Linked DNA regions of Mus musculus: region 2 is linked to region 1. Evidence: chromatin loops called from intact Hi-C (ENCODE). Cell type or tissue: heart. All regions are shown on one strand. Each heading gives the region's core, and the rest is flanking DNA. Links, peaks and the distances in the headings are about the cores only. Region 1 has its middle 72 kb from the start of Fgf18. Region 2 has its middle 67 kb from the start of Gm12111.

Region 1 (15,025 bases), core at 3,478-11,477:
CAACATTTTCTCCCTGAGAGATGAGAAGACGAGAGACCTACGGGGCCACACACACTCATGTACGTGTGATCAATAAAGTTTCTATGGGGGCTAGTGTTGGGAAGGAAGTCTATATTATAGCTTAAGAGTCTGGTGAAGCTGAATTAAAATCCTGGCTCTGACCTTTTGGGGGAGAGTAGTTCTGGAAAGATCTCCCACTTCTCTGAGATTCAGTGCTTAAAATGGAAATAACATTGCTCACCTTTCGGGCTTTTGCAAGAAAGAACTTGAGGTGTTTGGCATACAGTAGGTGCTAAATAAAGACCAATTCCTAGTCTCACTGGAAAACTATCTGGTTCAGGGAAAAGAAGGCTTCAAGTGTGTCAGTTAGAATTATACCTCGAATTGAAGACCTCAGTGGGAGGAGTTGTGAGGAGAATCGCATTGAGTGATTCATCCATCAATTCATTCATTCATTCATTCATTCACTAACATCTTTCTTTTCTTTTTTTTTAAGGACTTATTTATTATTATACATAAATACACTGTAGCTGACACAGACGCACCAGAAGGCGTCAGATCTCATTACAGGTGGTTGTGAGCCACCATGTGGTTGCTGGGATTTGAACTCAGGACCTTCAGAAGAGCAGTCAGTGCTCTTACCCACTGAGCCATCTCTCCACCCCCCTTTTTCTAAGTCAACAAGCTTACTGAGGTGTGAGTAACACACTGCCAGTTACTTTCTCTTAAAGTACACAGTGTACTGAGTTTTGGATAAATGCAGCTGTGAAATCATGGCTACAATTAAGATACAGGAAATTGTCTATCACATTTCATTCACAGATCCTCAGTGCCCTTGAGTATGGTATCCCTACCTTTAACCTCAGCCTCAGAAAACCACGCCTCTCCATTAGTTTATGGCTTCTAAAATTTTATAGAAAAGAACTATATATTCTCTTTATGTCTGACCTCTTCACTCGGCTTACCCTTTTGAAGAGTCATCTGTGCCATTGCATAGGTCCGTAATTTTCTCTTTTCAAGACAGGGTTTCTTGAAACAACCTAGAGGAAAGACCTATGTTGGTTTACAGCATTAGAGGTCTCAGCAAATGATCACTTGGCTCTGCAGCTCCAGGTGCTATGCATGGTGAGGCAGAACAACGTGGTGGGCAATGTAGGTGGAGCAAAGGAGCTCACCTCATAGTGGAACATAGCCATGGGAGTTTGTCTGCGTCTCCAGGATTCCTCCGTTCCCCCTTTATCCCATCTGGGCCTATTGATGGAGCGGCCTACATTCAGGGCATGGCTTTCTCCATCACTGGCCTTTGGAAACACTCTTGTGGACATACCTGGAAGTATGGTTTATTAGACTCCTAGGCACCTACCTGGTAGTGAAATCAAACTCACAAAGTATATCTTTATTAAATGCGTTGGAGCTGGGTGTGTGGCATGTGCCTTTAATTCCAGCTCTTGGGAGGCAGAAGCAGGTGGATCTCTGTGGATTCAAAAACCAGCCTGGTCTACAGGGTGGATTCCAGGACATCCAGAGCTACTTAATGAGACTCTGTCTCAAAAATAAGTGTATAAACAAACATAATAAAAATGAAACAAGTGTGTCAAGAATAAAGCAAAGAAGTGTTGGCCCCTAAGAAGATTATTAGATACAAGTCTATTAGATAGAAGTTTATTAGATACAAGCAAATACAGGTGTAATGTGACAGCTAATGACAACTGACATGAAGAGAGATGACACAGATTCGAGGAACAGAAGTTTTGGAAGTGAAGGAACCTGTCTGTAAAGAGGACTATGTCTGGACACATCAGGTGGAGGCTGGGAAGGAGGAGGAGGGGCCACAGGGAGATGTTAACTAGTTTGGATGGCCTTTCCCTCTGATTGCAGAAAGGACCAGCCAGCAGAGGGCACAGGGTGGCTTGAACCCTCTTATTCTAGGTTGTGTTGGCAAAGGGTCAGGCCAGCTTCTCTCCCATGATGAAGGCAAAGGACAGTGTGGTAGGAAGAGGACCAGACGGGAGCTGCATTCTGTGGTAGGGACTGGGGCAGACCCTTGTGCTGGTAGTACGCCTCTTCCTACCCTGTTCTACACCAGCTTTGTAGACTTAGACTCGGGCAATGGAAGGGCCAGTACAAAAGTCATGAGCAGCCTCACTTTCCTACCATCCCACTCTGGGCTGCTTGGGAGGGTGGGTGTGGAGCGGGAAAGCCCAGCGTGTGACTTGGATTCCATGACATTCCCAACAGAAGTCAGAAGTCAGAAGGCAGAAGGAGCACCATCTTTACAACAGAATTCTCTGGATTGGGCTCTGATTGTTTCATGTCCTGGGGACGACCCCACCTGAAGGCAAACCCAGTTGGTGGTGGTGGCTCAGCTTCAAAGAAAATGCCTGTGCCTGAGAAAAAAATTGTAGAAACTTTACTGTGACTCATCCAGACCTGGGAGGGTCAGCATGGCGTAAGGGGCAGGGCAGGGAGAGAGACAGTATGGTGGGGAAGGGGAGGGGGAGGGGAAAAGGGGGAGGGGGAGGGGGAGAGAGAAGGAGAGACAGGATGGCGAAAGGGGCAGGGCAGGGCACAGCCTTCCCCACTTTCTAGCTTTGAGTAAGCAACTCATACCTCTCTGGGCCTCATGCAAAATAGAGATGTGGATCACAGTGCTGCCGGGTACAGAAGAGCATGCGCACATCTGGCTTTTAAAGCAGCTGGCTTCCTCGGTGTGAAGTAGATGCTCAGTGTTGGGCTATCATTTGCAATTTCATTTCTTGGAATGGGGAATTGCGACTCAGCGAATGATTATCCATTAACTGGCTGAATCTGTGTGTGAATAGTGACTAGTAAGCCCCAATACAACAAGATGCTGAGGAAACCACCCACGCCTTGGAAGACGGAAGGGCCTGATGTTGCTTCCGGGACTGAGAAAAAACCTCTCAGAGTGGATGACTCCTGGGTCCCTAGGCTGATTACACGTGACCCAGTTAAGCACCGAGGGAAGGACCCCTAGTAGAGGGAGCAGCCTGTGCAAAGGCAGGGGCGAGTTAACTATAGTTGCTTTCACACACAGCTCAGCTGCAGTCATCAAAGAAAGCAGAGTTCTCAGGAGTAGGTGTCCTTCCGTGACTGTTACCACACACGTGCCTCTCATCTACTCTACTCTTCAGTTTTGGATTCCACATCCTGGGATCAGTGGCTGGCACACAGGAGGCGCTCCGGAATTGTCTGCTGCCCACCTGCTTCTCAGTGTGGCTGCCAGTATTATGCATTTCACACGTGCCTTCTCTTTCACCAATTACTATGCCCATTTTAAAGCTGAGAAAATTGAGGCATGAAATAAAGACATGTTGACATGAGATCCAAGAACTCGTGGGGAAGGAGCTGGCATTCAAAACCAGAACCCAGACCCAGATTCAGCAGTTAACCGCTGCTCGCATGTTTCTTTGGTATTGGCAGATGGTACCTCTGGCTACAGCTCTAAGCACAGAAGGAGGCAGAGTGAACTTGAGGATCAGGGTTTCTGCCATAGTGGGGCGGGGGTAGCTGAGTTCAAGTAGGTCCTCATCGAGGGTCCCACTTCTCCAGGTGAAGCCTCCTGCTATGGGGAGTGGGCACAGGGGATGGAGAACCATCCTGGCTCCACGCTCCCTGTGCTGGTTGCCAGAAGCCCTCTTTCCCTCCTCTCTAAAATGCCTCTTATGGCATTGTTGAGAGAATTCGGGGAGTGACATGCATTGTTCAGCACAGGGCAAGCACCCAGTTCACGGGGCCACTGTTATGACAACTGTCATCTTATTAATACAATGTTCTGTGCAGCTGCAAGCTAGCAGGAGCGGGGCACCCTCTAGACTCCTGGAGGAGTTTGACAAGTTGCCGCCTGGAAAGAGTTGGCCAGGTTCACATTTCTTTTGGGAGCCATGGGGTTTTTGCATCGTTTATAAGTCTCCAGGAACAGGAAGACTAGTAGGTAAAGACCAACCTTTGAGAACTCACTGTTGACCTGAAATGAGATGACCAACTAACTACCCTTCAAACTAGGCAAATTGAGATCTTGGTCACCCTGCTTCTAAGGGAGACAGAAGTCATAGCTAGAGGATAAAGAGCCAGGAAGGTTGGAAGCTGGACTGTGGAGCCCAAGCAATCTGCCTAAGGGACAGGCTTCCCTCAGGGATAGGAGATCTCACTGTGGTGTGTGTCTTGTTGCTGGACACTTGGACCTAACACAAGTCAGCTGAGGCCTGCAACTGTGTGCCCATTGGGAACAAGGAGGTGTGGCAGGCAGTGTTTGTTACAAGCATGCTGTGGAGGGGGCTTTTGCCACCTTCTGGGTGAGAGCCCAGGTTCTTGGAGTGCTCCCCCCCCCATTCCCAGCTGGATCTTGGAGGGCATCACCTTCCCTCCACCCCATGACCCCTGGGTCAGGGGCCTTCTCCTGGGGGGCTGAGAGTTTGTGTCTGGCTCCTGCCAGTTGCCAGGAGGGGAGGAGGCCCCTGTAATGGCCCTTTCACACCTCAAGGAAAAACAAACCCATCTGCAAATCCCAGAGGTGGGAGGTGGGGGCTTGGCAAATGGGCTGGGAGGGAGGAGTGTCCTGTCCCTGCTGAGATGGTGTGGGAGGGCTGGGATCCAGCCCCCTCCCTCCACCATAGCAGGGCTCTCCTCCAGAGAGCAGTATTTTGCTGGATGGATAGAGACGCACCTAGAAGGGTAGGAAGCTGTGGGACACTTTGCAGCTCAGGATGGAGACTGAGCTTTGAGCAGTGTGTCGGGAGACCTCAGTCAGTTCCTCAGAGTATAGCATCCCTGAGCACCTTGGGGTCCTCTCTCAAGGCCTCAGTTTCCCCAGATATCCAGTGTTAGTGTCCGTGGCCTGGGATGCTCTTTCTGGCTGGAGAGAGTGTTTAGGCTTTCCCAGTATGGGTGGAAGAGCCAGGCTGAGGCTGGGCACCAGGAGCAGCTCGAGTTCCATTCCTGAATATCAATGAGCAGGCCTAGGAATGTCTGCTACACAGCTGGCTGCCTGTCTGAGGGGTGGGGGAGAAGGGGATGGAGGAAACGGCTGGGCCTGGCCGGCAGCTCTCCCAGACTCACCTGCCCAGCAACAGCAGGCAGAGCTTGCAGGCAGACCTGGCAGCCTCTGCCTATAAAACAGGTAGATAGGGGAATTTTACTAGGCATTTGGCACCAGGTAGGGAACTGGGGAGGACTGACTCTCTCGCGCGCTCTCTCTCTCTCTCCCCCTCTCTCTCCCTCTCTCTCTCTCTCTCTGTGTGTGTGTGTATACACATCTTCTGTAATCCACAGTCCAGTCCCTCCACCTATATTTATTTGTATTCTGCACTGAGTGACTTACCCACTTGCTGCTCTGGGAAGAGGTAGATTTCCAATTCTGCCCCAGGCCTCAAGCATTGGGGCTCAAGCCTGTGAAAGGCTTTGGGGAAGGCTGTAAACGTGGACTGCCTAAAGACTTGAGCTGACTGTGTATTTACTTTGCAAGAAACAGGCTGTGGCCGTGTCATCTAGGATGCTGGGGTTCCACCTGTGAACAGGCAAGTGAGGCTCGAGCCATGGGAGATGACGGAATAGCAGGCATGAACCTGGACTTCTCAGCCGTGGTCAGCTCACAGGGGACATCTGAAAGGTTCCAGTATTGGGGTGCTTGCCAACAGTGTCATTCTGATGTCTTCAGGAGGTACAGAGCTGGAGTCTGTGGTGGCTACAGAAAAGGAGTTGGGAGCACAGATGTGAATGAAGAGCTGTGGTTGTCATTTCTGATTCCTGGTCCCTCCATGAGTGGCAAGGAAGGGAGGCAGACTTTCATGGACTAGTGGCCCCACCTTCACTATTGGAATGCTTCCCGGAGAAGGTCATGCACCTAGCAGCTGGCATCTGGACATACACAGGGGTCAGCTCTGGGAGGAGGAGAAAGGCTAACCGGAAACCTTGACCCTTGCTGTCTCCAGGGTTATCAAGATTCACATTCTAGCCCTGGAGCCATCTATTCATTTATCCACCCATCCTCTACACACCCACACCTCCATCCGTCCATCCATTTTCCACCCACTTACCCATTGACCAGTTGTGATGTGGTAGGATGGTTTGACAGGGTCCCTCAAATTGCCCATGCTGGAAACTTAGTCTCCAAACCCCTATGTCAATGGTGTTCAAGATGGGACCCTTTGTAAGAGACAGGTTCATATTCATAGATTAGTGGGTAACAGATTGTTGAGAGAGTGGCTTTGTTGTGAAAGTGGCTCTTGGGGGTGGCACCCCTGCCTCACCCTGTGATGCTCTGGGTTACCATTGTCTTGAGACAGTGCGTCAAGAAGGCCCTTGCTCAGCAGATGCTGAGCAGATGTGGATACAAGGTTGGCACTACCCTCTTGGCTTTCCCAGCGTTCAGAACTGTGCACCCCATAAACCTCTATGGTTTAGTAATTTCCTGGTCTGTTATGTTCAGCTATAGCAACAGAAAATAGATGAAGGCAAACGTTATTCCTGCTAGAGAATGGAACCCATTCCCATTTAGACAACTCCCCAGCAATCTGCGTGCCAGGGAAGCTGCTTTAGCCCTGTGAGCCTCAGTGTTTTCATCTGTGTGATGGGGTCTAATGACAATCATCTCCTTTAAAGGCCGCTTTGAAAAAAGTCTGGTGAGATGATGGATGTAAGCACCCAGCTCAGTACAACGGGCTCCACACAGGAGCTGTCACCGATATTTATCACAGTACCCTGCTGTCACTTCAAGCTATCTTGGCACTAGCCAAGGAGAGGGAAAGAGGACAGTGTAGCTATACAGAACATGTCATATCCCAACTGTTCTGAAATGGGCAGCCCTTCAGTGTCCCTGCACCCACTTTTGCAAATCAGTGCTAATGATGGCTGCCTTGAAGGGTTAGGCAAACCTGAGAATGTAGGAAACAGGGCAAGCTCTGTCTGACACGTTGGGTTCATAGGACATGTTAACATTAGCGGCCTTTCTTCTCTTCCCTGAGGGTTGTCTGGGGGCATGCTGACTCCCCAGGGCTGCTCATAAGGGAACTGTGAGGCATTCAAGGAGGGCTGGCTGGCATAGTTCTCATCTACCTGCAGTAGTCTGCAAAGCCCTTGGATAGACAGATGATAGCTTGTCTCTTATGAAGCCTCTAGGTGGAAGAACATCAAATGCACAGAGCACTGTATTTTAGGTATTCTATAGAAAGGCTCCAGCAGCTGTCATGGCTGGACCCAGGAGCTGTCATAGCTGGTTGGGGGTTGCTAGAGCTAAGAGAAACTGTCCTAAAGAAGATGGCTTTTGGGTATCGAGTCGAACAGAATGAGTTGTGGCTGTTTAAGTGTTGGATGCACTAGGAGATTGCATGTAGCCACTACAGTGGCCCCAGGGTTGCAAAGACTCTGGATGCTGCTCAGGAGGTCATGCTCGTAACGGGTTTCATGTGCTATGAGAATCTTGTAAAGTCAGGTAAGGGTCAGACCAGACAGGCAGACTGTGGCAAGGATCCTATTTCCCACCAGGGGAAACGGAGGACTCAGGAAGTCTAAACCACCTGCCAAGAGTCAAGCTGGCTAGTGCTAGATCTCAGGTAGGTCTCTGGGGCCAAAAGTGCTAGGGTGCTCTGAGGAGCCCCCACCCTTGTGAGGTGGGGGGCTGGGGCGGGGTAGGGCAGGAAGGTTCCCGGATGTGGAGAGAGAACATGGTGTCTGCGGGTGTGAGCCAGGCAGCAGCCTAAACACGACAGACCCCGGCCAGCCTTGCTGCCAACACAACTGCTTGTGTGACTGCCAAGGAGCCAGATGCTGCTTCTGGAAAAAATAGCTTCCTGGCTCGGCACTCCTGGCTGGCCAGCCGGCCAGCCTGCCATGCAGGGGAGGGGGCTGTGGAGTGTGGGTGCAGCACCCCAGAACACACTGCTGTGCCTTTGAAGCCAGGGCAGGAAGGGGGGGCGAGCAGGGAGGATTCAAGCAAAATATTTTTGCTAAAAATATTCTGATCCAGAAGAGCTTCCCCCTCACTCTTGCTGGAAAACCAAGTCTTATTAAAACAACACTAGAATATTTCATGTTGATATCAATTAGGCAAAGGAGAAAGAATCTCAAACCTTTCTCCCTGCCAGTTTCACATAAAAGAAATATTCTCTTCGAGGCCAAAGGATGAAGGGCTTTAGTTTTTTTTCCCCCTTTCTGCACAAAATTCCTGCAGTGTGGATGGAAAGTTTCTCCTGTCTGCAAGTTTCCTGAGAAGTTGGGGCTCTGGACCTTCAGGCCAAGTTCTCTGGGTGGGGCAGGGCAGGTGGCTGGTCCCCAGAAAAGGCCCCCCGAACCGGTCAGGAAGGGAGAGAGCCAGGCCCACCTGCACCTAGACCCAGCCAGCCCGACCTGTGCTCTTGTTTCTGCCAGCTGGACCACTCCGCTGATGGCCTGGAGAGTGGTAGATACAGACAGAGCCTCTGGCCTGGGCTGCTGGCTCCCTTCATCAAAGCTGCTGAGCAGCTTCAAAACAGGGAGTTACACCAAGGTGCCAGACCTGGCCAAGGCCACTCTCGGGCTTAGGCTTTGCAAAACCGCAGCAGTACCATCATTGCACACCTACTGTGTGCCAGGCACTTTAGAACTTGTCAATACGAATCTCATTTACAGGTCACAGTGGCTGCAGAGATGGGGACTATATTATCCCCAAAGCCCCAAGGATGTTTGGACTTAGCGTCATGTAGCTAGTCGAAGTGACAAGGCTTGAAGCCAAGTCTGTCTGGTCCCAGAGTCTGGGCTCTGTCCCCTGCTTCACTAACCTCTCAGAAGGCCATTGGCTCAGCCGGATGAGATCACCTCAGTCCTCCATCTCTAAAGCAGGGCTCGCAAATAACTCGCTCAGCACTATGTTCTCTCCCATCCTGACTCCATTTGTTTAAACGTGAACTAATTCTTTAGTTTATTTCTTCAGTCCTCCACTCATCCGCACACCTATCTACCCACCTATTGATCTGTCTGTCCGTCCATCTATCCACCCATCTCACTATCCTTCTAACCACCCACCCAGCAACCGTCCACCTATACACTCATCCATCTGCCCACTTTCTACCTAGTTTTCAGCCACCTGTCTCCTCGATCACCATCCACCTCCCAACCCTCCGCTCACCTTCCTGTATCTTCTCCCCTACTTTCTGTCTGTCTGACCAGCGTTTGTGTATCCGTTCACTCATCCTCTGCACATTAATCTGCCTCCCCAGGGCCTCTCTTTACTCAGGAATAGAGAAGTAGCTGAAATGCTGTTCTGCCCAAGTCCATCCTGAAGTCATCGGATATTGGGTGTGGTCTTAGAAAGATCGCCATCCATGGTACGGAGGATCTGTCTATTTTTTACAAGGAAGCTGCAGGTCTGGGACATCAGTGAGACTTGCTGGAAAGTTGGACATTTGAGCAGAACGATTAAAAGCCTTGAAGTCAAACCAGAACCTGAGCTCTAGTCCTTTCTAATGTGAAGACCCTCCTAGCGACTCTGACCCTGCAAGGGAAAGGAACGACTATATGAGGGCAGTGAGGCCCAAACCTGTTGTGCAGAACTTGGGCCTTCACTCTGAGGATGATGGGCACCAGGCCAGGGACTGGAGCAGAGACATGCGCTCCAACTTAAGTTTTATTTTATTTAATTAATTTCCTTTCCTTCCTTCCTTCCTTCCTCCCTCCCTCCCTCCCTCCCTCCCTCCCTTCTTTCTTTCTTTCTTTCTTTCTTTCTTTCTTTCTTTCTTTCTTTCTTTCTTTCTTTCTTTCTTTCTTTCTTTTTGAGACAGGGTTTCTCTGTGTAGCCCTGGCTGTCTAGAACTCACTCTGTAGACCAGGTTACCCTGGAATGAAAAACTCTGCCTGCCTCTGCCTCCTAAGTGCTGGGATTAAAGGCATGTGCCACTACTGAGTTTTGAAGGACCACTCCAAGTCTTGTGTACAGAATAACCTGTCAGAAGCTACAAAAATGTGAGCGCCAGTTGGAAAGGTTATCTCAGTAATCCAGGGAGTAGGTGATGCTGGCTTGGCCCAGGGTGGTTGCATTGGAAGTGGCAAGAACCATCAGATTCCATCAGTGAGTGGCAGGAAGTGAGGTCTCAGGAATGATTTCCTTGACTGATGCCTGTGTAGCCAGGAGAATAACGCCATCTCCTGGAAAAGGGAGGACTGTGGGTAGAGCCAGGTCTAGGGACATTTGGAGGTTAGGTTTGGCTGGTTGAATCGGAGATTCTTTTTTTTTAAAGACTTATTTATTTATTATATGTAAGTACATCATAGCTGCCTTCAGACATTCTAGAAGAGGGTGTCAGATCTCATTACAGATGGTTGTGAGCCACCATGTGGTTGCTGGGATTTGAACTCAGGACCTTCGGAAGAGCAGTCGGTGCTCTTAACCGCTGAGCCATCTCTCCAGCCCTGAATCTGAGATTCTTGTTCAAGTGTAGTAACCATGCCATGTACACAGGTCAATAGGGTCTCAGATCAGCAGCAGGTTTGGGCTCAAGGTATGTATGTGGGAAGCCACCGGCATATAAATGGTGTTCACAACCTAAGGATGGACGAGATCAGAGTATAGGCAGAGAAGAGAAAAGGGCTGAGGGATGAAGTAGGGCCAGCCTCACCAAAGGTTGTTCCAGTCTGTGTTGAGTACTTGAGGCACACATGATGAAAACGTGGTCATCGCCCTCTCCTCACAGAACATGCATTCTGAAGAGACAGCAGATGAGGGGGAAACCAGCAAATCCAAGCTTGAGAGCTTTTTAAAAGAATTATTCTGGAGGGAGCCTTCACCCAGTTCAAGCCACTCAAACCTGGCATGAGCTATTATGCTTAGTAGAAAGGGGAGGAGAGAGGTGGGTATATGGGGCTCCAGCCCAGAGTTTGGGGGCTCACGTAATTCTCTGTGCAGCTCTTTAAGATTGTTCTCTTGAGACTGGCACTTCTCAATTGAGAAATTGCCTCCATCAGATTGGCCTGTATTTTATCTGCGGGGCATTTTCTTTACTGCTCATCGAGAGAAGAGGGCCTAGCCCACTGTGGGCAGTGTTATCCCTAGGCTTTCTTAAGCCTGGGCTGCTTGAGAAATGTAGTTGAAGATGAGCTTGGGAGCAACATTTGTTTGTGGTTTTGCTTCACCTTGGTGCTCTTTGATGATGCACTATGACCTATAAAATGAAATCAACTTTTCTCTTCCCAAGTTGATTATGGTCATGGTGTTTATCGCAGCAACAGAAAAGAAAATTAGGGCACCCATTTAAAGACAAGGAATGAAAGCTTAGGAAGAGGAGGAGGCCACTGGTCCCAGGCCCCCCCCCCACACACACACAGAGAGAGAGAGAGAGAGAGAGAGAGAGAGAGAGGCAGAAATGCTAGGAAAGGAGATAAGATTCAGTCTCTATACTGGGATATGGGCTTTCTCTCCTTGAGGCATTCCCAGACCTGGAAGACAACGTTCTCATGCCTTCAAGAGGCAAGCCGGGGACATCAAGGAGGTGCTGGGGTTGGGGTTGGGGTTGGGGCTGGATGGGAAAAGCATAAGCTAATGCAAGGGGCAGCTGCTTCTCTGCTTAGCCAATAGTGGTCCTCCGGAAATGTGGGCCAGATCTGGTTTCTAAAGAGAAGCCGGAAATCTGGATTTTTATGTGAAATTTCCCCCCTTTTAAAACAGTGTTGGGGCCAAATAAAACATGTGTGCATGTTGAGTTGACCTCAGGGCCACTGGCTACAGGCTCTAAGGATGTTAGACTGGTAGTTAAAATTAAAGGCTTTGAGATCCCAAATACCAGGTTCGAATCCCCCAACCCTCCCCACTGGCTGTGAGGTCTAGGGTGAGTGAGTACATCTCCTGGAGTCTCTGTTTCTTATATGTCAGTCATTTCATGTTGAGAGCTGTGTGAGGATTGTGAGAGACAATGTGCCTACAAAGGATGAACATCCTGGTACCCAGTACCTAGCTAGACAAATTGTGAAGAGGTGTGTGTGTGTGTGTGTGTGTGTGTGTGTGTGTGTATGTGTGTGTGTGTGTATGTGTGTGTGTGTATGTGTGTGTATGTGTGTGTGTGTATGTGTGTGTATGTGTGTGTATGTGTGTGTGTGTATGTGTGTGTGTATGTGTGTGTGTATGTGTGTGTGTGTGTGTATGTGTGTGTGTGTGTATGTGTGTGTGTGTATGTGTGTGTGTATGTGTGTGTGTGTATGTGTGTGTGTGTGTGTATGTGTGTGTGTGTGTGTGTATGTGTGTGTGTGTGTGTATGTGTGTGTGTGTGTGTATGTGTGTGTGTGTGTGTGTATGTTTGTGTGTGTGTGTGTGTATGCTGGGATAAGGAGGCATGAAACTGAGCTGTGGCTTTTCGTGGCCTTCAGACTTCTGGCCTTACTGTGTAGCTCAGAGGCTGCGAGAGCATCCTTTGTAGACTTGGGCTCCCAGCCAGCCTTTCTATCCTTAGGCTCTCTTTCCAGCATTCCCCACGGGCCACTGTGGTGTCCTGGGCAACCATGGCCTGCATCCCTGAACAGTCCTCACCAGCCTGGCTTGCCCCAGCCAGGAGAGCCCTGGGGATGATAGATTCCTGCGGGATGTTTTCCACATTTCTGGAAACCCACTGTGGTTTGGTTTTCCATGGTACAGGGCTTGGCAGGGGCTCAGCCCAGTGCAACGGCTGGTAGCTGGGAGGGGCCAGAGTCGAGAACACATTCACTGAGCACCCACCCGGAACCAGGTCCCTGGGACTCCCAGATAGTTAAACAGACCAGGGCCTCCATTATCTTGTTATGGATACAGACCTGAAATAGGAGACATTTAAAACATTTTAAAACCAATGTTCTATGACTCCAGCTGGCAGCCTCCTTCACCTGGCCTGCTTACGTTCTTCCTCCATTTGGATGCTACCTACTTCGGCCTAAAGCCTCTAAGTCTCTGGGACCTGGGCATTAACTTCCACTTGTCCCCTAAGCCTTGGTGTGGGGACCTGTCTTTCCTCCCACTGATGGCGGCCGCCACCCATCTTTCCAGGCAGCCCCTCTCAACCCATTCCATCTAGGGATGCGATATTGCATTGCCCTATTTAAAGCCCCCAGAGACCCCAAGGTCACTTTCAAACCTCCTCCTTGGCTCTCATCTTTTTCTTTTCTTTCTTTTTTTTTTTTAAAGATTTATTTATTTATTTATTATATGTAAGTACACTGTAGCTGTTTTCAGACACTCTAGAAGAGGGCATCAGATCTCATTACAGATGGTTGTGAGCCACCATGTGGTTGCTGGGAATTGAACTCAGGACCTCTGGAAGAGCAGTCAGTGCTCTTAACCGCTGAGCCATCTCTCCAGCCCCTCATCTTTTTCTGATCTCCCCACTGTGTTTTGACAAGTTGGGCTTTGAGAAGCTATCGGCATGCGTCTGCTGTTGCTCAGTTCTGCACAGGCCTCTCACTCGCAAAGTGAACTCCTAGTTGGGTTTCTGGCCTCTACTTGCACATCACTTTCTGCAGGGAGTGTTGTCCACCCCTTCCCACCTCCAGGCTGCACTGGGGTCTTTGCTCTGTATCCCTAGTACTTTGGATGTTTTGAAACTCACTCTGCAGAACAGGCTGGACTTGGACTCAAAAAATGTGTTGTTTTGTCTGTCTGTTTGTTTGCTTCCAGACATGGCTTCTCCATGTAGTCCTGGCTGTCCTGGAACTCCTTCTGTAGACCTGACTGGCCTCGGACATGGAGATCCACCTGCCTCTGACTCTCGAGTGCTGGGGTGGAAGGTATGTGCACCACCACTGCCCAGCTTCCCAGTGGCCATTGCTTAACAGCAACAGTGATAGCAACACTAATGTTAAATAAACTAACATGGTTCAAGCACTTGTACAGTGCATGCATGTTGTAAGTGCTGTTTTCAATGCCACAGCAGTCTGCTTTAGCTTTTCAGTGTGCTCCCAGCTAGGAGCTATTGTAATCCATGCTTCACGGATGAGGAGATGGGTTTATTGGGGTGCTGTACCCAGTTCGTTGTCAGGTAGAACAAATAGCAACACTGTGTTATAAAGATCTACTTTCCGGTCTGACTCCCCTCAGTGTGCCTGAAGCTCCAGGCAGACTAGGACCCCTGATCCCTTGTCTTGGCCTTTAGCAGTACCTTGGTGCTTTATAAATGGCGGATGGTAGAGGAAAGCCAAGTCAGGTGATACAGATTTCCAGACCTGCCTGGGTACATACAGACAGTGGGCTCCTCAAGTGATCTGTTTTCATATTCTTTCTATTTTGGGCCTAGAATTCAGGGCCTAAAACAGCAATTCACAACCCCTTTGAGGATCAAATGACCCTTTCACTGAGGTTGAATGTCAGATATTTACACCATGATTCACAACAGTCGCAAAATTACAGTTATGAGGTAGCATTAAAAATAATTTTACGGTTGGGGGGGTCACCACAACACAGGAAACTGTATTAAAGGGTTGTAGCATTAGGAAGGCTGAGAACTGCTGGTTTAAAAGCAACTCATCAAAGGGAAGTAGAGTGGAATTCATAGACCCCTGAACATCCTTGGCACTTGTATTAGTCAGGGTTCTCTAGAGTCACAGAACTTATGGATAATTTCTAAATAGTAAAGGAATTTATTGATGACTTACAGTCGGCAGCCCAATTCCCAACAATTGTTCAGTCGCAGCTGTGAATGGAAGTCCAAGGATCTAGCAGTTACTCAGTCTCACGCAGCAAGCAGGCGAAGGAGCAAGAGCTCGAGCTAGACTCCCTTCTTCCAATGTCCTTATATTGTCTCCAGCAGAAGGTGTAGCCCAGATTAAAGGTGTGTCCCACCACACCTTTAATCCCAGATGAAAGGCGTAGCCCAGATTAAAGGTGTGTTCCTTAAACTCGGAGATTCAATCTTCTGGAATCCATAGCCACTATGGCTTAAGATCTTCAAACCAAGATCCAGATAAGGATCTCCAAGCCTCCAGATAAGGGTCACTGGTGAGCCTTCCAATTCCGGATTGTAGTCATTCCAAATATAGTCAAGTTGACAACCAGGAATAACCACTACAATCCACCCCTTGTCAA
Region 2 (15,025 bases), core at 2,699-10,698, 82 kb after region 1:
AGAAAGGACCGAATTTATTTTTTTTCCTTCTGAAATTATAAAATGAGCTTTTTCCATTGCAAAATAATATAGTCCCAGTACAGGATATAATTAGAAAATGACAGGAAAAGTAATCTACCTCCATGACAGCATTTTATGACCCCTGGAAGGACCCATTGAGAATGAATGTGCCTGCTGTGCTTCGGATGGGGAAATGGGGGAGGGGGTGGTCCTCTGAGCAGCTTGCCCCATCCAAATACCCAGAGGAGACTTGAAGTATAGACCACATCTCGATGCTCCCAGTCTCTGTGCTGCCCCCATGGCCATAAGGCCAGATTTCCTTCAATGTGCCCGTGTGAGTCCTTCCTCCCTACTCAGTGGGCATTTTAGATTCCATATTTTTTCTTTTAAAACACACATTGTCCTTTTAAAACATGTACTTGATCTTCCTAGGGTATGTTTTTTGCCGGGTAGAGTCCTGGAAGTCTGAGTTCTCCCCAGCAGTAGTATGGGTCAGGGGTTACTCTCTTCTTTCTTCCAACAGTGGCCTCAGCCTTTCTTACTCTCCTCTAGTGTTAGGCATGTTGGCTCAGAGCCCATTGGTCACCCTGGGGATTTGGGGGAGAAGCAGACAGGTTAACTGGTTAGACACACTGGCTCACTGACAAAATGAACCCTCTGCCAACCAGTTGGTCTCACTCTCTGGCTGGCTGGCTGGTAAGTGGCTTGCCGCCATCTATAGTGGTTCGTCCACTCACAGAACCTCAGCCATCCTTGGGCATCTCACCAGTCACAGCCTATGTCAGTTTCTCCATTAGTTGTTGGCCATGTATCTCCTCAGTCTGTCCATCAGTCAGTCTATAGGTCTGTCAGCTGCCAGCAAGTAGGTGGGGCCACACCCTGACGTTCCCTCCAACTGGTGATCTCAGGCCTCACCTGAGGGGGAGGGATGGAGGGAGAGGATCATTTCCTCCCTGCTGAGGCCCTTTGAAGTGTGCTCTGTCAACCTTGGAAACTGAGCTGAGAAGTTATTTATGAAGTACCGGAGTGCAAACAGCCTCATCAGTCTGTGTTGCTAGCAGCCAACTTGAGTCCACTCATCTTCCATCGACCGTGTTTAAAATGCAGAGCTGTGCGTCCCTCTTGCCCACGCTGCACCCCCAGCTGCCTCCCTCATGGAGAGCTGGAGGATTGGTTTTCAGGAGCAGGTGATTTCATCAGTTGCTTCTGAAGCCAACTTGACTTCGCCTGGGTCTCTCCAGGAATGAGTCACTGCCTGCAGAGGAGACTTCTGGGAAGAAAGCAAGTTCTCAGAGCATATGCTGTGCCATCCTGCTCAGGGTCTCAGAACCCCAAGAATAAGACCTTGGTCTGGTTTGGTGGAGCCATTTACCATGTGGAGACCCTGTCTGACCCAAATGGGATGGGGAGGGTGGCTCAGCAGGGTGCTATGAACTGATGGAAGAGCTGGGCTCTGCTGTGGGAGCCCAGGCAGGGAGCACATAGATTCTTTAACATTCACGGCAGGTTTCTTGATATCTGTAGGAGGAGGCAGCTTTCAGCACATGGCCTAAGGCAGAGGAAGATGTTGGCTCTCAACCCCCTCCAGCCTTCTACTGTGCTGCTGTCACATGGGTCCTACTAGTCATTTTTCAGCACTGATCCAGCTAAGTTCCAGGAACCAGCCCTCCACATGGGACTGAGCTGTCAAGTTCAAAAATCATTTACCAAGTGCTTCCCAGGCGTCTGGCCCCCTGAATCCTCCTTTAGAGGGCGCATGCTGTCACGCTCCATAGAATTAACAAGCCCTACCGCCTTCAAGGCTGGGTTGGGATTGGACATTGTAAAGCAAAACCAATATTGTCCTTGCCTTCATGGAGGTTAGACTCCAGACATAACTGGTCAGCGGTGAAATAAAGGACAGCGAACAAGGAAAACATGATTTGTGGTGTTTGGAGAGCTGGGGGCCTTGCATGAGCCAATGCGGACGAAGACTGAGAGTTGTTAAGGTGAATGAAGATGAGGACAGAGTGTGTTCTGATGCCTTGTGGAGGGAGGGAGACCGTAGCAGTGAGTCAACTGCTGCCACAGAGACTGGAAGAGAGCAGAGATGTGCGCAGAGGCAGACAGAAGCGTTTTTCCCACGTGAGTTATTACATTCATTCATACGTGTGTACATTAATTATACATGCATCTATGTCTTCATTCATCCACATTTTCAGCAAACATTTGCTGAGTGTCCACACTACGTGTCTCTCTCTTCCAGAGCTCACTCATCATGAACTACAGAAATTAGGACTGACCAGCTCGCTGTCCTGGCTGGAGAGCCATGATTACAAGGAGCCATGGGAACAGCATGAGAGTTATGCTGTTGAAAGAAACAGACTGGCGAGCCGTGACATGATGCCTGCCTAGTCTCTCTGGCATCTCCGGGAAACATGGCAACCGTATTGTGGCAAGCACTACAAAGCATCTACTACTGCAAGGGTGAATGTCCCTCCGACTTTTGTTGCCTTGAGCTATCAAAATCCTGAGCTCAGGTAGGGAGTTAAGTTTGCCTCCTACCACATCAGATATTCAAGATTAGGAAAAAAATAAACCCTTGTATTTAAAGATGTTGTATTGTTATTTCTTGAGTCCATGCTTGTTCTAATCTGCCCAGGAATAGTGTCACCCAGTATAATATGGTAACCTCTACAGATGCTGTCCTAACATGACCCCAGACATCAGGAGTAGCTATTCTAAGACACATTTGAAGTAGTCTGAGAGCAGCCCCAAACCATTCATAGTTCACCCTCAAATTCTGAAGACAAAGCCAGGATCCCCTGCTGGCCTCCTGGCAATGGCTCTTTTTTGGAACTCTTAACATAGTTTCCATGGATGATACAAACATGGCAATGGGTTCTTGCACACATCTGGGTGTGTGACTCTTTTGCTTGGTGTCTGGGTTGCTTCCTGAGTCAATCACTCTTGACTTTGTTATCACTCTATGAAGTGGGGGTAGGGTGTGACCCTCTAAGGGCTCAGTCAGGGCTTGGCTCAGGGACCGTGTGGGAACATTGATGTTGGGGCAGGATCTGGACCCTCCTGAGCAGGCTGTGAAGACAGTGCTCTCTCAGCTATATTCTTGAGACCATGGGAATCTATACCAGAGTGTGCCCTCATTTTCCCAGTGACATGCAGGGTGGGGGGACTCCAAACACACCTCCTCTGCTCCTTTCCCTTCCAGAGTGGATCCTTGGCTATATCTCTTAAGTTCATGCCTCTCACCCATGCTTCACTTCTCATCGGCACCTCCCAGCTTTATGGAAAGAGTAAAGCAAGCTTCAACCTGTTGAGAATTTTTTGGATGGTTCGATCTCCCTGTTATCAAGATCTGCTGAGTTCCCGGGTTGGAAATGGCTGAACAGGCTGAGTTACAATAGGAAGTAGTGGACCCATGGCTTAACAGACAGAAAAGTCTGCTTGTCTCTGTCCTTTGTTGGGGGAGAGGCTAGATAAGGCTATCTGTGTGTCAGAGACTTCTCCCCCGGGAGAATATGGCCACTGTGATTGGGTAGAGAGAAGAGCTTTCCTGTTTGAGACCAGAAGCAGTGGGTTTCTTCCTGACTGGAAAACAGCTCCATACTAAGGGCGGCTTCTTTCTCTCCCCCTCATTGCTCACACTGGGTTCGCTCCTCAGTCTTGTGACTGAACACCTGTGTTCATGTGTGTATGCCTTTCCAGGCAGCAGGTGGATACAGGGATGGGAGTGCCTCTGTGTGTGCCTTGGCTGTACCTTGAACAGATATGGTGGCACCGAAGCAATGTGTCCTGGGCCAGAAAGGGGCCTTAAGAAGAATGAGAGCATGGAGAGCTGAGCTAGTAAATCTCAAGAAAGCCTAAGTCCTTTGCTTCATGCCTGGCTCCAACAGCATGGCTTCAACAGAAGGTTTGGTGACACTCTGGAGTCTAAGAGACCTGCCCTAAGACACAGGTTGGGGGTATCTCCCCATTGTTACCTCAGACACCCATGCAGCATTAGTACCAGCAGGGTTTTCTTCTGACTTCCGTTTTATTATGAAAAGTTTCAGGTGTGGAAGAAGCTGTAAGAATATTACAATGGGCTGGAGAGATGGCTCAGTGGTAAAGAGCACTGATTGCTCTTCCACGGGTCCTGAGTTCAATTCCCAGCAACTACACGGTGGCTCACAACCACCTGCAATGGGGTCTGACGCTCTCTTCTGTTGTGTCTGAAGAGAGCAATAGTGAATACATTTAAAGAGAAGAAGAAGAAGAAGAAGAAGAAGAAGAAGAAGAAGAAGAAGAAGAAGAAGAAGAAGAAGAAGAAGAAGAAGAGGAGGTTCTTCTGCACACGCCCACTTTCCCCGGCACTATTTATTGAAAAGATTCTCCTTTTCCATGCATGTGTTCTTGGTTGATGCCCTTTCTTTCTTTCTTTCTTTCTTTCTTTCTTTCTTTCTTTCTTTCTTTCTTTCTTTCTTTCTTTCTTTCTTTTTTTTTTGAAGTGAAAAGACTTTAAATGCATGGAATTATTTTCCTGTTTTCTACTCTGTGCCATCCGTCTTTGTGTCCCATCAATGCCGGGACCAGAATATTTTGCCAACTATAGCTTTGTGTGATATGTGTTGAAGGCAGTGTGGGTCAGCAGGTGTTAAGAGTACCTGTTGACAGAGATCCAGGGGCAGCCTGGGACACACATGGATATTCTTGGAGACCTTTGGATTGTCTTGCCAGATCTGGTATGGGGAAGTATTTATTGGCTACTACTATGTGCCAAGAATTTACTGCCATACAGTCTCCTCAGCCACACTTTCTGAACTCAGGTTCACTGTGCTTTAATTCTCTGGTTGGAATTTCCATCCATCCATCCATCCATCCATCCATCCATCCATCCATCCACCCATCCATCCATCCATCCATCTATCCATCCATCCATCCGTCCCTCTACCTACTCATCCATCTGTTCATCTTTATCTGCACAAGAAAAATATTTGATGGTAACACATCACTGTTTACCAACACTCCCCTCCTAGTGGACATTTGTGTTGTTTCTGGACTTACTATTATTAGCTGTACTGCAATGAATACCTTACATCTCCTGGGAAGTGTTTATTAAATATCCACTTCTATCTGATTTGTCCCAAGAGCCTTTGAAACACTAGTTAAGGCTTTAGTGAACACAGGTCTTGGCTTTCCAAACTCTATAAGCTGTCAGAATTTAGGACTCAATCTTTAGATATCCATAACTCATTGCCCCTAGTTGGTGTTTAACACATGGTGAAAAAGTTCATTGATCAATGAGTAAAAAAGAAAGAGTCACCCACAGACCTGAAATGTAGGTCCCAAAGGAGCCTGGGCTTGGCTCTCACAAGCAAACTTCTGACCTGCTTGGGGCTGCTTCTCTGTGGAGCCCTGTGCCTTTCAGAGAGATACCATTCCTTTCTCCATCCTGTGGTACCACGTTGCTTCAAATACACATACAACTCTTCCAGCAACCAATGACCAGTTGTTTAGTTTAACTGAATGTAAGAGCTTTAAAAACCAGCATCTTAGCAGGAATAGCTTCGTTCAAGGGATCCAATCTCCCATGTCTGCACTGCAGCAGAGGAGTCAACAGAGAGGGCCTCTGTTTAGGAGTGCTGAGTTGGGCCAATAGTGGCTACAGAGCAGATGACCCACTGTGTGGAGTAGGACCCGGGCCTGGCACCTGCTGCCTCTGACTTCCTGTTCTTTCTCTCAGCTCCTAGAGGGATTCACACAATTTCTGTAGGTGGCTGCACGGATGTCTGGCCAAGCCAGGAAGTATTGAGAGCTGGCTTTGTTCAGCTTCTCACATGGACAGGAAAATGTTGATGCGGACCCCTTGGTATTTTCTGAGAAGGTATGAGGGAGCATCAGATGGGCAGCAAGCAACGTGGCTCTCAGGTTAGCTCAAGAAGAGACCAGAGGATATAGCCTGCACAGGACGGAGAAGCAGCTGGTAGCCAGAGGCTGAGCTAGGCTAGGGTGGAGTTGCCAGAGCCTAGCAAGATATTCTCTCCAGCTCGGAGCACTCCTGGGAGGGAAGTCTGCAGAACTGCATGGGCTGTATTGTTGCTATGTTGTTTTTGCTACTGTGGTTCATGACCTCACTCTGAAGAAGGCCTGAGGAGTGTTGGAAAGAACAGGGCCCTGGGGTGAGAAGCTCTCCAAACTCACAGGAGCAGCCAAGGAATCAGGGGCCACGTGGCCTTGTCTGTCACAGATAAGTCCCTCAGAGCAGGCCCTTGCAGTTGTGTGTGTGTGTGTGTGTGTGTGTGTATGTGTGTACATAGGAACATATAGGGGGTCCTTGCAGTTGTGTGTAATGCACATAGGGATGTATGTGTGTATGTGTGCATATACATGCACATAAGTGTTGTTTTTTTCTGGTGGTGACTACCAGATTTGCATGAGATAACCCACATGAGCCTTTCTCAGTGTACCTGAGTACTGTCCCACAGGAAGGATCCAGGCACTCATTGACAATAGCATGGTCACTTATATGCACATCTCCAGTTTATTTCAAGGTAAAGAATAAGGTAGAGAGAGGAGGCAGACGGGAAGCCGTGCACATCACCTTGGGACAGGCAGGATCTGTCAGGGATATCTCCGAAGTGAAGCCCACTGGAGGCTTCTCCCTCTAGAGCAGCAGTTCTCAACCTGTGGGTCACCACCCCTTGGGGGGTTGCATATCAGATATCCTGCATATCAGATATTTGCATTACAATTCATAACTAACAAAATTACAGCTATGAAATAGCAATGAAATAGTTTTATGGCTGAGGTCACCATAACGCGGGGAACTGTATTAAAGGGTCACAGCATTAGGAGGGGTGAGAACTGCTGCTCTAGAGGGTTCTGCAGAGTGGCTCTGATTAAACATGCTGAAGCCAGGGTGTCCGGTTAATTCCTGGCTCCTCTACTTCTTAGCTGTGCCTCAGTGCTCACGGTGTCCTCTGTGTCTGCATAGTGGGAATTGTAACACTTTCCGCCTCACCGAAAGTGCTGCTTGAGTTGGTGCCATCTCCAGAGCTGTGTTGCCAGCAGTCTTCGGTTCCCACATGGCCCAGCCAGGCTCGGTGCTCCAGATGAGAGACAAAAATGGAGGGTTTCTTAGGATGAAGCTATCGTCGAGTCTTTCCCTGGTTCAGGCAGGACTTCTCAACCCAATGTGAGACCCCTGGAAAGAGCATGGAGGGGCTAATGGGGCATGAGGAGCAGATAGGCTATCCCTCCTGGGCACACAGGATCCGGTGGTGAGCAACTGGGCAGAAGCAGCCTTAAACACAGAGGCTATGGAGTGGCTGAGAGAACTTGCCCAAGGGTTTCCTTAGTGACTTAGGTAAATGCCACTCCTGTGCCCTGTCAGCAAATTGCTGCCATCAGAACCACCCGGGAAGGTTTGTGAACAGTCAGACCCCAGGTTTTGTCCCAGATTGATGAACTTAACCTTTGGGTGGGGGCTCAGACATCTTTATAATTAAAAGCCCATTGTTCTTCCCCCAGCAAGCCAAACTTGGCAATCACAGGTTCTCGGTTCTGAAATGTTGGTTTGTACCAGCGATGCTCTGCTATTAACAGAACAAATACCTTTTTAAAGAAGAGAAGTATTCCCCCAAGGCCTTCAGCTATAATGACATCCACACTCACTCCAGCCTCCAGGATTAATTAACAGGAGACAGTGGGGCCCGTTCTTAGTCCTGGTGACTCCCTTTTTCTAGAACGCTGCCCAGGTTTCTCTTTACCCGACTCCATCATCTCTTTCTTCAAACCTCAATCAAACCCTGGACCCAATTCTCATCTATTACACCACCAGAGAGGAACACCAGGGTAGTGACGGAGAAGTGGTCAGGGCTCAACTGAGCCTTTATGGGCCACCAGCCTGGGTATATAAGGTATGCATCCAAGAGCAGACTGATATCACTGAATAAGCAGGCAGATGTCTTGTGCTCAGAGACCCAGTGAGCACCATTCTGGCAACTCAAAATAAGGCAGGATATTTCTGTGTTTCAATATATGTCACCTCCCAAAAGGAAATTACAGAAGATGGCTAATACATGATATGGTGTAGATCAACTCTAAAAACGCAGGATCCCTTATACAGTTTTTAATTACACCCATCTGTAGGAAAAGTACCAAACATTTGCGAAAACAGTACACATCGTGTTCCAGTTAGTGAGTACCTCTGGGATGGAAGGGATGAGCCCTAAAAAAAGATCCAGAATAAACGGCATAGATTAAATTTCAGTGGGAGACCAATGGGTGTTGCGTTACCTTTTATACTTTTAAGCTTGTTTGAGGTATTTTATGATAAATTTAAAACAGGCCAGTATTATAGAAGTAAAAGCTCTTGTAGAGTAGACAGACAGATATGAGTCCTTGAAGACTCAGGGTTGGAGCATGTTTTGAACGACCTCATCCTTTGTTCTGAAGCTGAAGTCTTTGTCTTTTGGTAGAGGCATTTAAGCCACTTATATTTATTTCACAGCTGATAGTGACTTCTTCTGCACTTTGAAGCATTTCCCTAATTGGGTCCATAATTCTGGTGGCATGGAGGAAAGGGAGGCATGACACACCCCACATATGCACGTATGGGAAATACGATCAGATCTGGGATCAGCGACGGACCCTGGCTTGAACAGTGAGGGCTCAGCTTGTGCTGGGTCTTTCAAATCAACTAGAGGTAGAACTAGAATAAGGGAAGGACTTTCCACCCAAAGGAACATGTTGTCTCAACACATGTTCCTTGATGGGAACAGGAAGGGATGTAGAGCCAGACACCAGTTCCACATGCAGTTTGCTATTTATTGCTGAACCCTGGCTGACTGAGTGTTCAGCCCCGTCCCACCCCTACCCCCACCCCCACTATGGCAGGGAAAGACAGAAAGCCCAGGTTTGAGTATAGCCCATATACTTGGGAGCACTGTGCAAGCTATTCCATCACTCCTGATTCCAGGCTCAGCTCCCTAGTAACACAGTTGGTGAACTGAGTGAGCGCCATGGTGAACCCCTCTGACTTCCATGGGCCCCTGGTCTATTTTGTCATTTTCTCCCATCCTGGGATATGGACACACTCCATCTCACCTCACCTTCCCATCAGATGTTATCACTGATGGTCTATGGGGTGGAGGGGCTTGTGACTATGGAGGAAGAAGGAGGAGTGTCTCCAACCCAGCCCCCATGCAAGGAGTAGAGCCAGCCCTGAATGCTGCCAGCTCCCCTTCTGAGCGAGCATCAGCAGACAGGCGCAGCATGCTGGCCAGGCCAGCTCCACGCTCCATGTGCCCTGGCCCCCATATACCATTTGTCGAGCAGAATTTCCTTATAAATAAACAAGCTCTTGGGTTTCACATTGGGAAGGTGATGACAGAAGAGGGCTTGGGCTCTACGTTATCTGTACCAGGCCTGCCAACTCTTCCTCACTGCCTGGAAGGGCTGAGAGGAGAAAGGAAGGAGGCTTGGGCCAAGAGCACATTTTTTGGCCACCAAGTCACTGACTGGCAGCTAGCCTCAGCTCCTCTGGTTTCCTATGATGTCCCCTTGCTCTGGCCACCAGGACCTCTGCTTAGCCAAGTTGGAGCACCTGAGCTCTGTTGTTAGGGAGTTGGGTAAGGTGGCAGTGGGGGCCCAGAAGAAGTCAGGAAAAGGCTTCTAGAAGAGTCTCCTGCATATTTCTGTCCTGTTCTGAGTGAATTGCCAACCTAGTTCCCAAATGGAGCAAGTTCTGCTTCATGACAGATACAGTGTAGGCTGAGAAGAAAGCTGAGCATGCGCCCAGCAGAAATCAGCTTATCACTGGAAGAGAAGAGGTGGAATACAATACAGTAATGAAAAAGGGTAGATCATTGTTTCACACACAACTACGAAGAGTTATACACGCATAATGTTGAGTGAAACCCATCAGACACAGAAGACTGTGTATCCTTGAGATTCAGCCTCTACAGGAACCCTCTATGAGGATGCAAGTCTGAAGTTGGGGCCTATACAAAGATCTGAAACAAAGGTTAAGAAAGGTATGGCCTCCAGTCTGGGTGACAGGCAGGCCTTGTGAGCTGATGTGGAAACCCAAGTCTGACTGAACAAGGTCCATCTTGGGTCCTCCTCCCAGGCTGCCACCTGGACCCTCCGTCCACAGGGTCCCCCTGGGAGGCCCAGGCCGGATCCTCCCCACCCCTGGAAACTCATGTCAGTGGCCTGCCTGACAGCTGTATTCCACTGGCGGCCACAGCTGCCACCGAATCCCTGTTCCTGAAGCCGACAGCCCCACCGCTTTTTCCTGGCAGTCGGCTCTGCCGCTCAGGAAAGCTACTGTACTTGTGGGAAAGTGAGGTCAGTGCGTGTTTCCATCGACTCGAGAGGGAAAACAAAAACAAACATGCTTGCTACTGAATGTGCTTTTGATTCAGCAGGGTCCAGCCCCAGAGTGCCCCATTTGTGGCTCGTCCATGTGTCTCCCCCGGGGAACATGGGAGGGAAGGCTGGAAGAGCTTGTGGTCCAGGATGCATCCTGGAGGACTTTGGGTCCAACAGCCACAAAGGGCCACAGGGAGAGGTGGTGACTTGGGTCCGAGCCATGGGGTGAGGCTGGGGCACATCTGGGATCATGCATCAGGACGTGGGATAGCTGTTCACACCTATGCTTTGCACACGCTGTCCTGATGTATGGAACACCCTTCCCTATGTTTCAGTCCTGCAAACTCCTATCTACTCTTCAAAACCCGTTTTAATTTCTTCCCCTAGAGCTCTAGGCAGAGCTGGTCCTCTTTCCAGGCAGCTCATCGTGTAGCTCACTTATTAGACATGGGCCATATCTCCTGCTGTGTCTCCCTCTAAATAGGAGCAATAGGCCTCTGGATTCTCTTGCCAAGTGAGTACATGAGGCACGTGACAGTTCAGCACAGTGGTAAAGCAGGGCTGGGATACGAGGGTGAAGATTAGCTGGAGCAAACAAGGTTGGGTGGGCCACTTGAGGGTGGGAGAGTCTTGAGCTCACAGATGATTGACTGAAGCTGGGTGGTGCTGCTGTGACATTTGGGTCCAGGTTCCTGAGGTAGAATTGAATGAATGGTGGGGAGAGACGTAACTGAGGTGGGTGGGGGCACTTGGAAACCTCACTTGAGAGACAACTTCCTTTATTTATCTTCAGACCAGGATATGTGTGGGGTTGGTTCACCCAGCTTTCACCATGGTCCCAAACTCAACTTTCCCCAAGTCCTCTCCACGTGCCTGCCTCTGCTTTTCCCCACTTCTTGGGGTCAGGAACTCAGGCTCTGCTTGCTGCCACATTCTGGTCATGTGGCGAAACCCACAGTCTCAGATGTCTCCACACTACCAGCCTCAGTTTCCCTGTCTGTAGACTAGGTCATAAATGACCACGGCACATGTGAAGCCAGCCCTGCCCCCTCCCTCAGATTCTGCAGAGTGTTTTCTTCTCTGATCACAGGGGTCCATCCTTCCCCTGGCCTTCCCTTACAGAGGGCTGCCAACCCTGGAGTCCAGGTGGCCACTGACTACGTTTGTTGTGTTGTATGACTTATGTCAGACAGGGTTGACTGCCTGCCTGCCCCATGCCCCCTAACTTCTCCAAACCTGAAGGTCTAGGAAAGTTAATTTTGTTGATTTCCATGCTGACGTGGGTGACCAGGATGGAGGGTGAGGGAAAACAGGGCAAGGTGTTGGGGGCTGGGTCCTCTGGTCACCAGGTCCAGCTCTGTACTAAGTGACTACTGATTCAGGAGAGCAGCAACCTTTGCAGAATTCCCTGGAAAAACTCAGCCTCTGGAGGGACTTGGGGACAGAAGCCACAGGACCATTCGCTGTGGCTAAAGATCCTTTCTGTTTCTCCTCTCCCTCCACTGCCATCTTGTTCCAAGAGTCCACTCTTCCTATTCCTTCTTTGTTTTCCTCTCCCTATGCCTCCTCTTCCTCCTTTACCACCTCCTCTCTCTCCCATTCTCCCCTCTCTTCTTCCCTCTCCTCTCCCTCCTCCTCCCCCCACCTCCTCAGTGAACCTCATCTCTGGAGAACCATGGCCTATGAGGCCTCTCCCTTGCAGGCAGTTCTCTCTATGAATCACTCAGCTCCACTGCCTGCTTTGGATGAGGAACCAACAAATCTGGAGAAATCCGACTTTACCCATGCAGGGAAATTTCCATCTAACCTGGAGGGAAAATTCTGGTGCTGCAAGGGGTGGGCTGGAACCAGTGACAGGATTGGGGGGGGGGGCAAGACAGGGGTCATCCTGGACCTCCCATGTTCTGGGAAAGGAGACAGTGGTGTGGGAGACACTTGGCAGACATCAAGGTTTCTCAGTGACTGCAATTCCTGGGTTTTTCCTTGAAGATTTTGCAGCTGACACACTCCACTGTGACAACCATTACTTGCTTCTTTTGTCTTTCTGTGGGACAAACCCAGGGTGACAGCTAACATGTGCCTATCACGTTGGGGTGACAGTTTGGAAGGATGGTGGAGCAGTGACTGGTGTCCTGGCTTCCAGCTCATGGGCTATCTGGTGGCACCCAATGAGGAGTTCTTTCTTTTCTACAGTAACGGGGGTGAAGCTCAGGAACTCACAGACTAGGCAAGCCCTGAGCCAAAGCTATAGCTCTATAACCAGCTTTTAATAGTCCAGTTGTCTATGTTTCAAAATTAGTATTAGTAGTAATTAAGTGATAACCACTAATAATCCCTCAAGTGAAATCATTTGACAATCAAAATAATACATTTCGAGCTAGTCAGGTGACAGCCCTGTAATTCCAGCACTGGGGAGGTAGACTCTGGAGGATCAGAGGCTTGACCTTATCTTTGGCTACATAGCACATTTGAGGCCAGCCTGGATAAAATGAAACCTTGCTTTAAATAAACAAACAGAAGAATTAAAAAGTTCTTTTAAATGTAACATTTGAATTTGTTACTTTGTATCATATTGTCTTAGTCAGGGTTTCTATTCCTGCACACACATCATGACCAAGAAGCAAGTTGGGGAGGAAAGGGTTTATTTGGCTTACACTTCCATACTGCTGTTCATCACCAAGGAAGTCAGGACTGGAACTCAAACAGGTCAGGAAGCAGGAGCTGATGCAGAGGCCATGGAGGGATGTTCTTTACTGGCTTGCTTCCCCTGGCTTGCTCAGCCTGCTCTCTTATAGAACCCAAGACTACCAGCCCAGAGATGGTCCCACCCACAAGGGGCCTTTCCCCCTTGATCACTAATTGAGAAAATGCCTTACAGTTGGATCTCATGGAGGCATTTCCTCAACTGAAGCTCCTTTCTCTGTGATAACTCCAGCTGTGTCAAGTTGACACAAAACTAGCCAGTACACATATATAAACTAAAATTTGTGCTTAAACAAAAACATACTCATTTTAAGCTTAGAGCACAAAAAAAAAAAAAAAAAGACACACTCTCATCTGTTTTTCTCCTGCTAAAAGGACAGATGAGTCTGTCTGTATAGAAAACACAGTGTGTGGGGTAGGGTTGGGGTGGGGTGGCTGAAGGAGGTGCCAAACCTTCCAAGAGTTCGGCAGCCAACTCTCTTTATGAGTACACGTGGAAGCCCCATTCTAAGTGGTCCAGACTAGGCCCCACACTGAACACAGATAACATAGAGTGCAGAGGCTGTGCCTACTAGGAGCTTGCAGACTTATCGTTAACACAAGGAAAGCTGCAGAAAGAACTGCGTTCTTTAGAATTAAGACCAGCAAATGTTTTGGTTCTGAGAAGGCTTGGCTGACTCCATGACAGGCTTCCAATCGACAGTTTAGGAGATTAGGCCTAAGAACTGGACAAGTCCAGGCAAGCCCAGGAAAGTCAGTTACTAAGCTGTCCCACCACCTGTCCTAAGGCAAGGATAATGGGTCAGCAGCAGTTTTCAGACTTTCTCTGCTACTTCCTCAGCAACAATTTCTATTCCCATCCACCCACACTCGCACCCCATCTCTCTAGTAATGGAATGTCCCTAGAGATGGAGTAAGATGAAGGTCACCTACCCCAGAATTCCCTAATGTACTTTAAATCAGACCTGTAAGTCACTTGGTTGTTTCTCTATCTTGGTAATGGGAGACCCCAGCATGCTGGACTTCTGCAGAATAAAACACTCTGCATTTACATACTAGGTGAGTCTATCATTCTTTAGACAATCATGGACCCTTATAGTTTGAGCAATGTTATATCATAAGCACAGATCCACTTGCCATCAGATCATTGCCTTTCAGTTTCCTGCAGGCAACACAGCCAGGCTTCTTTGCACTCAGCTGAAGGTTGTCCTGCCCTCTTCAGGCTGCCCCTGGCTAGGTACCCCTGGCGCAACTCTCTCTCTCTCTCTCTCTCTCTCTCTCTCTCTCTCTCTCTCTGTGTGTGTGTGTGTGTGTGTGTGTGTGTGTGTGTGTGTGTACGCGTGTGTTATATTAATCTCACTACAGTGTTTATGAGGGAGCTTAGGGAAATAATTAAGATTTGACATAGCCAGGGCTGGAGAGATGGTTTATAGATTAAGAGTGCTTGCTGTTCTTCTAGAGGATTCCAGTTCTGTTCATAGCTGTCATCTTGGCTGGCTCATTACAGCCTATAACTCTCCCACCAGAAGATCCAAGACCTATTTCTGGCCTTCAAGGTCATTCACACACAAACAAACACATATACATACCATTTAAAAAATAAATTAAATCTTAAAAAATAGTTTGAGGGCTGGAGAGATGGCTCAGTGGTTAAGAGCACTGACTGCTCTTTCAAAGGTCCTGAGTTCAATTCCCAGCAACCACATGGTAGCTCACAACCATCTGTAACGGGATCTGATTCCCTCTTCTGGTGTGTCTGAAGAGAGCAACAGTACACTCTTGTAAAATAAGCCAGGCAGTGATGGTGCACACCTTTAAACCTTTAAACCCAGCACTGGGGAAGTAGAGGCAGGCAGATTTCTTTGAGTTAGGGTTGCCTGGTCTACAGAGCTAGCAGGGCAACACAGACAAACCATGTCTTGAAGAACCAAAAGAAGAATAAGGAGAAGATGAAGGAGAAAAAGAA

The links. Peaks named below come from ENCODE experiments on the same cell type or tissue, not always from the same donor. Only the 100,000 strongest peaks of a DNase experiment are listed, where the experiment ranks them.
Region 2: a loop joins it to region 1, with 2.0 times the contacts of the local background. A loop is called at or near these places in 2 of 42 quality-filtered maps.

The regions. Positions count from the first base shown.
Region 1 is chr11:33,068,233-33,083,257 of GRCm38, reverse strand. No RefSeq gene overlaps it. Among named protein-coding and RNA genes, the nearest start is that of Fgf18, 72 kb to the left of the region's middle. In heart, for the core only: no CTCF peak of the experiment used is centred there; DNase peaks (open chromatin) are centred at 7,717 and 8,517; H3K27me3 peaks cover 3,418 bases.
Region 2 is chr11:32,985,632-33,000,656 of GRCm38, reverse strand. No RefSeq gene overlaps it. Among named protein-coding and RNA genes, the nearest start is that of Gm12111, 67 kb to the right of the region's middle. In heart, for the core only: no CTCF peak of the experiment used is centred there; DNase peaks (open chromatin) are centred at 6,066, 9,436 and 10,386.